Linked DNA regions of Homo sapiens: region 2 is linked to region 1. Evidence: read pairs that join two places in POLR2A ChIA-PET (ENCODE). Cell type or tissue: HepG2. All regions are shown on one strand. Each heading gives the region's core, and the rest is flanking DNA. Links, peaks and the distances in the headings are about the cores only. Region 1 overlaps CELSR1 (cadherin EGF LAG seven-pass G-type receptor 1). Region 2 overlaps CELSR1 (cadherin EGF LAG seven-pass G-type receptor 1).

Evidence for each region. Peaks named below come from ENCODE experiments on the same cell type or tissue, not always from the same donor. Only the 100,000 strongest peaks of a DNase experiment are listed, where the experiment ranks them.
Region 2: POLR2A ChIA-PET joins it to region 1 with 10 read pairs; 3 of 35 experiments call an interaction of 5 or more read pairs at or near these places.

Annotation. Positions count from the first base shown.
Region 1 is chr22:46,375,566-46,379,942 of GRCh38, reverse strand. CELSR1 (cadherin EGF LAG seven-pass G-type receptor 1) reads left to right here. Exons shown (of 35, transcript NM_001378328.1): 23 at 1,226-1,352; 24 at 2,682-2,882. Among named protein-coding and RNA genes, the nearest start is that of TRMU, 42 kb to the right of the region's middle. RefSeq lists a silencer at 2,017-2,311 and enhancers at 2,017-2,311, 1,762-2,961. In HepG2, for the core only: no CTCF peak of the experiment used is centred there; DNase peaks (open chromatin) are centred at 322, 1,762 and 2,162; H3K4me3 peaks cover 1,750 bases.
Region 2 is chr22:46,429,617-46,433,993 of GRCh38, reverse strand. CELSR1 (cadherin EGF LAG seven-pass G-type receptor 1) reads left to right here. Exons shown (of 35, transcript NM_001378328.1): 5 at 513-601. Among named protein-coding and RNA genes, the nearest start is that of TRMU, 96 kb to the right of the region's middle. RefSeq lists enhancers at 686-805, 1,376-1,425. In HepG2, for the core only: no CTCF peak of the experiment used is centred there; a DNase peak (open chromatin) is centred at 2,783; H3K4me3 peaks cover 1,047 bases.

The DNA of each region.
Region 1 (4,377 bases), core at 313-4,312:
GCACTGGAACGGGGGTGTGGTGGGAAGGGCCCTGTTGCCGGGATGGGAGCACAGTCAGGGAGGGGAAGACCCACTGCCTCCCCACACACCGGGAGGGAGTGCCGGGAAGGGGAGACGCCATGCAGGAGTCAGGCTTGAATCTGCGGAGCGTTGTGCATCTGGGGACGTCTGTGCAGCAGGAACGCTGCCCCCATCACAGTTGCCCTGGGCACAGTGAGGAGCCGTGAGTGGGGGCTGTGCTGGGGGTGGCGCTATGGTGAGCGAGCCCGGTTAGCCCAGCCTCATTCTTCTCCTGCTTCTGTGCTTTCCAAGTTCTAGTTAATAAGCAACCAGCATGGCACCTGGAATGTAGTAGGCGCTTGGCTTATAAAAGAGAGAAGAAAGGAACCCATTCCACCACGACGGACGTCAGGCCCGGCTGTCTGTCTTGGGCATTCATCTGCGTCCTGGCAATTAGCTCCAGCTCTAATGACCTGCTCTCTGCTTTATGTTGCACTTATTATTCCCAGATTGTAAAGTTTGTGCCAAACATATTAATGCTAACATCCCATTTTACAGATTAGCAAAGTAAGGATCTGAGAGGTTATGTGATTTTTCCCAGAGTCTGCGAGGGCAGGGCCCTGTCTGAAGCTGAGACACACCTTATAACACCTTGTTATTTGGGGCTTCCCATCAGTAAAACGGGAGTCATAATGGGGCCCTGGCTTCTGGGCAGTTCCCATAAAACATTGTGCAATCTGAAGATGAAAGTGTCAGAGGAAGGTGAGATGTCCTTTCTGAGAGCGTCTGCCCTCAGAAGGAGACGGGACCGCATCGCAGCTGTGTGAACCCCGGGCAGTGGTTCCAGCAGCGGGGCGGACGCGAGACAGCCCCATTTGAGTTTTGCTGCTAGATGGCACGTAGAACTTGAACTTCAGAGGGTGCTCCTTGGAGGCCCTGACCAGACACAGAAGGGAAGGGAGACTGTTCCCATGGTCCTGCCTCCGCGGCAGTGAGGCTGCTCTTCTTACAGCCAGGTGGCTCTTGTCTTCGGTGTAGGGGGCTGGTGAGGAACACGGTGGGGAGCAGCCTGCGAGGGCGCTGGGCTTTCAGCACTCACGGCACCTGCTGTTTGGTTTGGCCAGGATGGCCTGGGAGCCCCCAGGGCTGGGCAAAGGCTGCCCTTTACAGACTCATGGGCAGAGGGAACCGTCTTACCCCTGCCCCTTCTCTGTCCTCTCCGCAGCGTTGGTGGGACGGGAGGGTGGTCTGCCCGGGGCTGCGAGCTCCTGTCCAGGAACCGGACACATGTCGCCTGCCAGTGCAGCCACACAGCCAGCTTTGCGGTGCTCATGGATATCTCCAGGCGTGAGGTGGGCATCCTCCCGTGGCCACTGTGCCCTCTGGGCCTACCGCCAAACCTGCCCCTCCCCCCCAAACCTGCACCTCCCCGCCAAACCTGCCCGTCCTCAAACCTGCTGAGCCTGCCCCCAAATCTGTCCCCTCCTCAAACTAAATCTTCCATTCTAAGTGCTTGGAACAAAACAAATCAACCGATTAAAACACATATTCGAGGATTGGCCAGAGTCTGAGGATTTCCATAACAAAGCCCCATTATAAGGGTTTTCAGAGAGCCCTGGTTATGTATTAAACCCCGGAATGGCAGACCCAAAGCTCAGGCTCCGAGGAGCTCTCGGAACCTGCCCCTCACTTCAGTGCGGGTCTGTTGGACGGTGCCGCTCCCCACCTGCTTTGATCCTAAGGGAGGTGACAGCTGCTGGGCGCTCTCCCTCGGGGCCACACGCAGGGCAGCAGGACAAAAGGCTGGGCGGCTAATGTTTAACCTCTGGCATTTTAAGCGGCCTGGGAATGTGAGCCGGCCATTGTGGGCTGCAGATGAATTGGGGAATGGCCCGAGCGCTGTCCTGGCCTCCCGTTATCCAGACAGGAGGGAGGTGGGAGCCAGCCTGGCCATGGCCTGTGTGGGACCCTGGGGTCTAGGAGTCAGAACCAGGGGCCTGGGTAGCCTCCCCCGGCCCCTCCCCGGGGTTGCACTGTGGCTCAAGGGCCCAGGCCACTGTCCTTTCCGAGGGCTTTTTGATGTGAAGTGGCCCTGGTTTCTGTCACATTCTTGGAAGGGTGAGTCAGCCCTCAGGCGGGGCTGGAGGAGGGCAGCGGCCTCTTGTGCAATATGCAGGTGAAGCTGACCCGCCTCTGCCCCTGTCTCATGGGCAAATGTCACTCCCCAGCAGGACCCAGCCTGGAGACGGGGTCAGTGATTAGTGGAGTTTGTTCATATGTGGGCGGGGTTGGGGCTTGTCTCATGGCCAGGATGCCAGGTGACATGTGGGCCAAGGAAGCTGAAATTGAGGCAGAAGAAAGGAGGCTGGAGTGAGAGTCCGAGGCTCCCATGGCCTGGGCGCCCCAAAGCCAGAGGTCTCTGAACGGCCCCCAAGCCAGTGGAGGGAGCCTGGCGTGCTGCCGCAGGCCCCAGGGATGCCCAGGGCCCAGGGCATTGAAGGAGCCTCAGGAGGGGCAGTTCCAGGCCCAGAGCCATGAGCACTCGGCCTCCCCAGCCCAGCCTGATCCTGCCAGCCTTGATCGTTTCATAAGCAAGTGTGTAATTTATCTCTGTTATGCAATGACCAGATCTGAGCCTCGGCCCTTACCTTCTCTCCTGCCTTTAACCCTCCTGCCCATAGAACGGGGAGGTCCTGCCTCTGAAGATTGTCACCTATGCCGCTGTGTCCTTGTCACTGGCAGCCCTGCTGGTGGCCTTCGTCCTCCTGAGCCTGGTCCGCATGCTGCGCTCCAACCTGCACAGCATTCACAAGCACCTCGCCGTGGCGCTCTTCCTCTCTCAGCTGGTGTTCGTGATTGGGATCAACCAGACGGAAAACCCGGTATGGCCACTCTGCTCCCCTCCCCACTGTCTGGGCCGCAGCTTGGAGCAGCTACCATAGTCCTGTCCTGGCCACTCCAAGCACCCTGGCTAGCTCCTCCTCACCACCCCCACCTCTGCTTCACAGATGCCCTTTCAGGAACGTGCCTGGTCACAGGCTGTGGGTGGAGATGTGGGATTCACTGGCAGGCCCAAGCACTTTGACTCTATTGGGAGATGGGGGGCCCTTTCTTTCTTTCTTTCTTTTTTTTTTTTTTTGAGAGTCTCGCTCTGTCAATCCAGGCTGGAGTGAGATGGCACAATCTCAGCTCACTGCAACTTCCACCTCCCAGGTTCAAGTGATTCTTGTGTACATCCCCAGGAAAATACAACTCTTGTCAAAAGTGATTTAAGGGCAGTGGCTCATGCGTGTAATCCCACCAGGATCCCTTTGGGAGGCTGAGGCAGGCAGATCACTTGAGGTCAGGAAGACCAGCCTTGCCAACATGGTAAAACCCAATCTCTACTAAAAATACAAAAATTAGCTGGGCGTGGTGCCGGGCACCTGTAATCCCAGCTACTCAGGAGGCTGAGGCAGGAGAATTGCTTGAGCCTGGGAGGCAGAGGTTGCAGTGAGCAGAGATGGAGCCACTGCACTCCAGCCTGGGCAATAGAGCGAGACTGTCTCAAAACAAAACAAAATGATTTAAGATGTAGAAAGACTAAATAGTCCTCTCACCGTTAGAGAATTTGCATTGCAGTATAAAAACCACGGCCAGGTTGGGTTTATCTTAGGAATGCAAGGATGGTTTAACATTTTAAAAATCTATGAATGCCATTTACCTCACCAGTACATTTAAGGGAAAAATATTATTTTTCTCAGAAATGAATGTACAAAAGAATTTTGATAAATGTTATGCTCATTAATGATTAGAAAGAAAGAAAAACCTTTGAACAGACTAGGACTAGGGGAAACTTTAATCTAATGAAGACATCTACAGAAAACCTGCAGTTGCAATAAATAACAATGGGAAGATACTGGAGGCATCCCCTGTAACATCAGGAACCCACTCACGTTCACCACTGTGGTGCAGGGTGGCCTTGCCAGTGCAATGAATAAGGAAAACAAAAGCATAGAGATCAGAAAGGAAGAAACAAAGCTGTCATTATTAGGTAACATGAAGGATCTCATAGAAAAAATCTAAAATAGTCTACAGGCACGTTATGAGAAACAATTAGGCTGGGCACGTTGGTTCATGCCTGTAATCCCAGCACTTTAGGAGGCCGAGGCAGGCAGATCACTTGAGGTCAAGGAGTTCGAGGCCAACCTGGCCAACATGGTGAAACCCTGTCTTTACTAAAAATACAAAGATTAGCTGGGCATAGTGGTACGCACCTGTAATCCCAGCTACTTGGGAGGCTGAAACATGAGAATCGCTTGAACCCGGGAGGCAGAGGTTGCAGTGAGCTGAGATGGTGCCACTGCACTCTGGCCTGGACAATAGAGTGAGACCCTG
Region 2 (4,377 bases), core at 292-4,291, 54 kb before region 1:
AAAAGGAACAAGGCCAGGCGCGGTGGCTCACGCCCGTTATCCCAGCAGTTTGGGAGGCCAAGGCAGGCAGATCACGAGGTCAGGAGTTCGAGACTAGACTAGCCAACATGGTGAAACCCCATCTCTACTAAAAATACAAAAATTAGCCGGGTGTGGTGGTGGGTGCCTGTAATCCCAGCTACTCAGGAGGCTGAGGCAGGAGAATCTCTTGAACCCAGGAGGCGGAGGTGGCAGTGAGCTGAGATCACGCCACTGCACTCCAGCCTGGGCGACAGAGCAAGACTCCATCTCAAAACAAACAAAACCAGAAAAGAGGAACAAGAATTACTTTTGTAACCAGAAAAGAAAATGGATGGAGTGGTGGGCGCCTCCCACCATGGTGCCGTGGGGAGGGGAGGGAGGACGTGGCCATGTGCACCTGTCTCCCCCTGATGCCTCACAGCGCAATCCTCGGTCCCCAGTAGGCCCCGCCAACCCCTGTTTTCTCTCTGGGTCTCCCTCCCACCATGCAGGCGAGACAACAACGACCGTGGCACCGAAGGTTCCCAGTGGTGTGAGTGACGGGCGGTGGCACTCTGTGCAGGTGCAGTACTACAACAAGGTAAGATGGGCCCCACCACTTCCCCCTGGCCCCAGGGCGGCTCGAGAAGGTGCCCTGGGGCGAGGCGCAGTGGCTCACGCCTGTAATCCCAGCACTTTGAGAGGCCAAGGCAGGTGGATTACCTGAGGTCAGGAGCTCGAGACCAGCTTGGCCAACGTGGCGAAACCCTGTCTCTACCAAAAATACAAAAATTAAAAAATTAGCCGGGCGTGGTGGCGGGTGCCTGTAATCCCAGCTACTCAGGAGGCTGAGGCAGGAGAGTCACTTGAGCCTGGGAGGCAGAAGTTACAGTGAGCCGAGATCGTGCCACTGTATTCCAGCCTGGGTAACAGAGCGAAATTCCATCTAAAAAAAAAAGGAAGGAAAAAAGGTGCCCTGGTAGATTTTCTGTCTTGAGACATTTGTGCTCTGAATTTTTTTTTAAATGTGCTATTGGAAAAAATGGTTTAGGAAATGCACATTTGTGGAGGGTCTGTGTAAATACACCTGAGCCCTGTGCTGGGGTCATAGTCCCACCCAGAGCTCTGGGTCGGGGGGTACACAGGGACCCCGGAGATCTCCTGCGCTGGGGGAGGGACACAGAAAGGGCTTATTCATTTGCAGCCACCTTGGCCAGAGTCTACTAGTGGCTGAAATTCTGGGCTGTTCATACACGGCTCTGTAGCCAAAATCGTCCACTGTACCTGGATGTAACTGGCGAGCCAGAACACTCTTCAAGGAAGTGCCGTGAAGGCTGGGTGGTTTTGGTTTCACTTTATTTTGCTGTTCGTTGGCTTGTAAGGAAACACATTGTTTTTTGCATCAAAATGCTGTGCTTTCCACGGCTGTGATTTTGCAAATCCCTTTTCTCTTCTTGGGAAGCTCCAGGGTGTGCCCCCGCTTGCTCGTGGGTCTGCGTGGGTCTTACCGGCTCCTCCTGGAGCCTGGCCACCCCCGCTGTGCCCCGCTTCCCGGACTTCACAAGGCTGGGGCCTAAGCTTGGTTGGCAGACGAGGGCTCCTCTGTCCTCCAGGAGAATCGACCCAGTCCTTCTATGGAGAGAGCATCTTCCTTCTTTCACAGCCACTGTGCCTGGCTGCGACTCACCAGCAGTTGGGGTCCAGCCACTGGGCCTGAGGTCGTAGTGTCGCCTCCACTGGCTTTCACTCTCCTTTCCATGCTGGCCACCGGCGTCCCTCCACCTCCCTGGCCCGCCCCTCCCATCTGCCTTGAATATCCCATCATCTCCCAGGCGTGCCACACAGACTCCAAGTAGTGGTCACCTGCACAGAGACCATAGTTTTTGTCCTCTGTCCCATCAGTGCCAACCCAGGGCAGGTGGAGCTTGAGCCTCATTTGGGAGGAGGGCAGATGGGAGGTGCTGGTGAGGTTTGGGAGCTGAGTGCTTGCTCGGGGTTTGGGGGGATATTGAGAGAAGGCTGGCAGGTGTCTGGGCAGGGTCTGGGCTGCCGCACATTGGATGTCACCCCTAGTGGGGCTTGGCTGATGTTTGGAGAACCATGTGCTTGACAGAGGTGCAGGGGCTGGTGGGGTGAGGGGCTCAGGGCTGAGCAAGAGGAAGAGGGTAGCCCTCACAGACGCGGATTTATTTGCTGCCATTGTCCATTTCAAAGACCGAGTCTTTTCTTGATACGGTGCCGTCCTGTGGCTGTGTGGGGCAGTGCTAGCCAGTGTGAAGCGCGTTCACCTGGGTGAGCTGCACGGGTGGCCGTTGCGTCCTGCTGCCTGGCGCTGCCTACTCTGACCTGGTGACCCTTCCTGTTGTGCCCTTCCAGCCAGCTGGGGCTGGACACCAGAGCTCAATGCCCCCTGGGGTGGTGCCTCCCAAGGGCTGGGCCACAGGGGACCCTGGAGACGGTGCCCCATCGTCAGGGAAGCATAGGGCATAGGTGGCGCATTTTCCTTCCTGCACGTATCAGAAGACCAAGTCCAGAGATGAACGTTTGTTGCTGGGGAGGGGGTAGGCAGGGGGAGGTCGAGTCAGCCTTGGTCTCCCCATCAGTGCTCAACACTCCAGAATCATCATCTGCCTATGGCAGAAGCAACAGTGTGTCTGCAGTTGCAGAGGGACTCGCAGCCAGGACGCCACTGTGGCCACCTCTGTCCACACTCCGCCCTGGCTCTGAACACAGTGAGTGTTCACTGGGGCCCGCCTGTGGCCGCCCCTTTCCGGGAGCTCAGAGGAGCAAAGTCCCCGTGCAGGACGCCACCTGCACTGTCCCGGAGGAGAGGGGCCTCATGTAAGAAGATACACAGAGGACGGTGGATTACCGGGATCCATGGCTTCCGTGTCTAGGGCCGGGTCCTGTCAGCGGTGCCTGAGCACAGCCTCCCGTGTGGGATTAGGCCTTTCCTGCGAGCGCCAGATACTTCTCTCTCTTGCCTGAGGTTATTTGATGGAGGAAACCAACCAGTTTTTACTGTGTCTTCAGGCGTCCATTAGGAGGTCTGACGGGGCCACACACTAGGATGTGTTAGCAGAGATTATGAGCACCAGCCCGAGAAGGAGACAGTACTGCTGCTCCGTGACTTAGTCTCCGAGTGGCAGCTCTGACAAACCCAGGTGCAGAGGCCTCCTCTGGAGTGCACCTGAGCTGGGGGCAGGACCAGTCAGGTTGGGAGCAGTGTGGGGGCCTGGAGGGGTGGCGGGGGCCAGCTTGAGGTCAGGAAGACAATCTTCTGGGGGCTGGTTCCTCTGCTCTCTGGGCCTCCACTTTGTCTCCAATGTCACCTCTGGTCCTGTCCTCCAGCAGCCACCTTGGGGGTGACCTTGGGCCACCAGGGAAGGTTTTGGGGAAGACGACAGGCTCAGGGTGGGAGGGGACCCCCAGGAGGAGGAGGCGTTGGGGCTGGACGATGAGGGGTGTCCAGGGCCATGACCAGTTGAGAGGGGCTCAGGGCTGGGGCTGCAAGGGTGATCTTGAGGGTGGTGGGTGACACTGCCGAGGGAACCCCCCTGCACACGCGTCCCTGCCTGCCTTGGCTGATGCAGACGGTCATCCCCCCTGCCCCGCCCAGCTGTGTCCTTGCCCCAGCACGCTCCATTTACCTGCCACACCACCTCGCTGGTTTTGGTTTTTGCATTTTTGGGGATGATGAAGAAAACATACTTGAAAAAATTCAGCATACAGCAGTCTGGAGAGGGTGGAAGCATTGGTGCGGGCCATGCCGCTGCTGCCCACCCTCCTCTCTTCAGTCTCGTTCTCTGTCCCCCGCCCTCCAGAGTGGCTGTGTCTCTGAGGTGTGGGCCACCTGCATTTTAGATCTGAGCATGATCTCCCGGGTGTTGCCTGTCAGAGTGGCCTCCTGCACTGCCTCCACGTGCAACCTGCGGGGACCCTTCCCCCACCCACCAGTGTACAGGGCCTGGGAGCTGCCAGGCTGGTGGAGCAGTCAGGGTCCCCACAGGAAGCAGATGGGGTGCTCCAGTGGGACCAGCCCTGGAAGGGTTATTTACAAAGGGCTGGGCAGGGCATGGGGCATCCATGAGAGGCGGTGTGGGACCCAGGGCTGGAGGCAGTGCCAGCGGAGCTGCGATGGCCCTTAGTCCTAGAGCATCAAGGGAAAGGGCAGATTGGAGCCCAGAAAGAAGGGGTCATGGTCAGAAGCCACAGGAGAGGGCTGCGGACCACCCAGGAGGGGCACAGCTAACCAGGGACCCTCCTGACACCCCTCCCCTCCCTCACTCTATCCTCCCGTCTGGCTCCCCACTGGCCAAAGCCACCAGAAGCCATGGGGTAGGGAACCCTCCCAGGCAGGGAGCAGGCAGAGTCTGT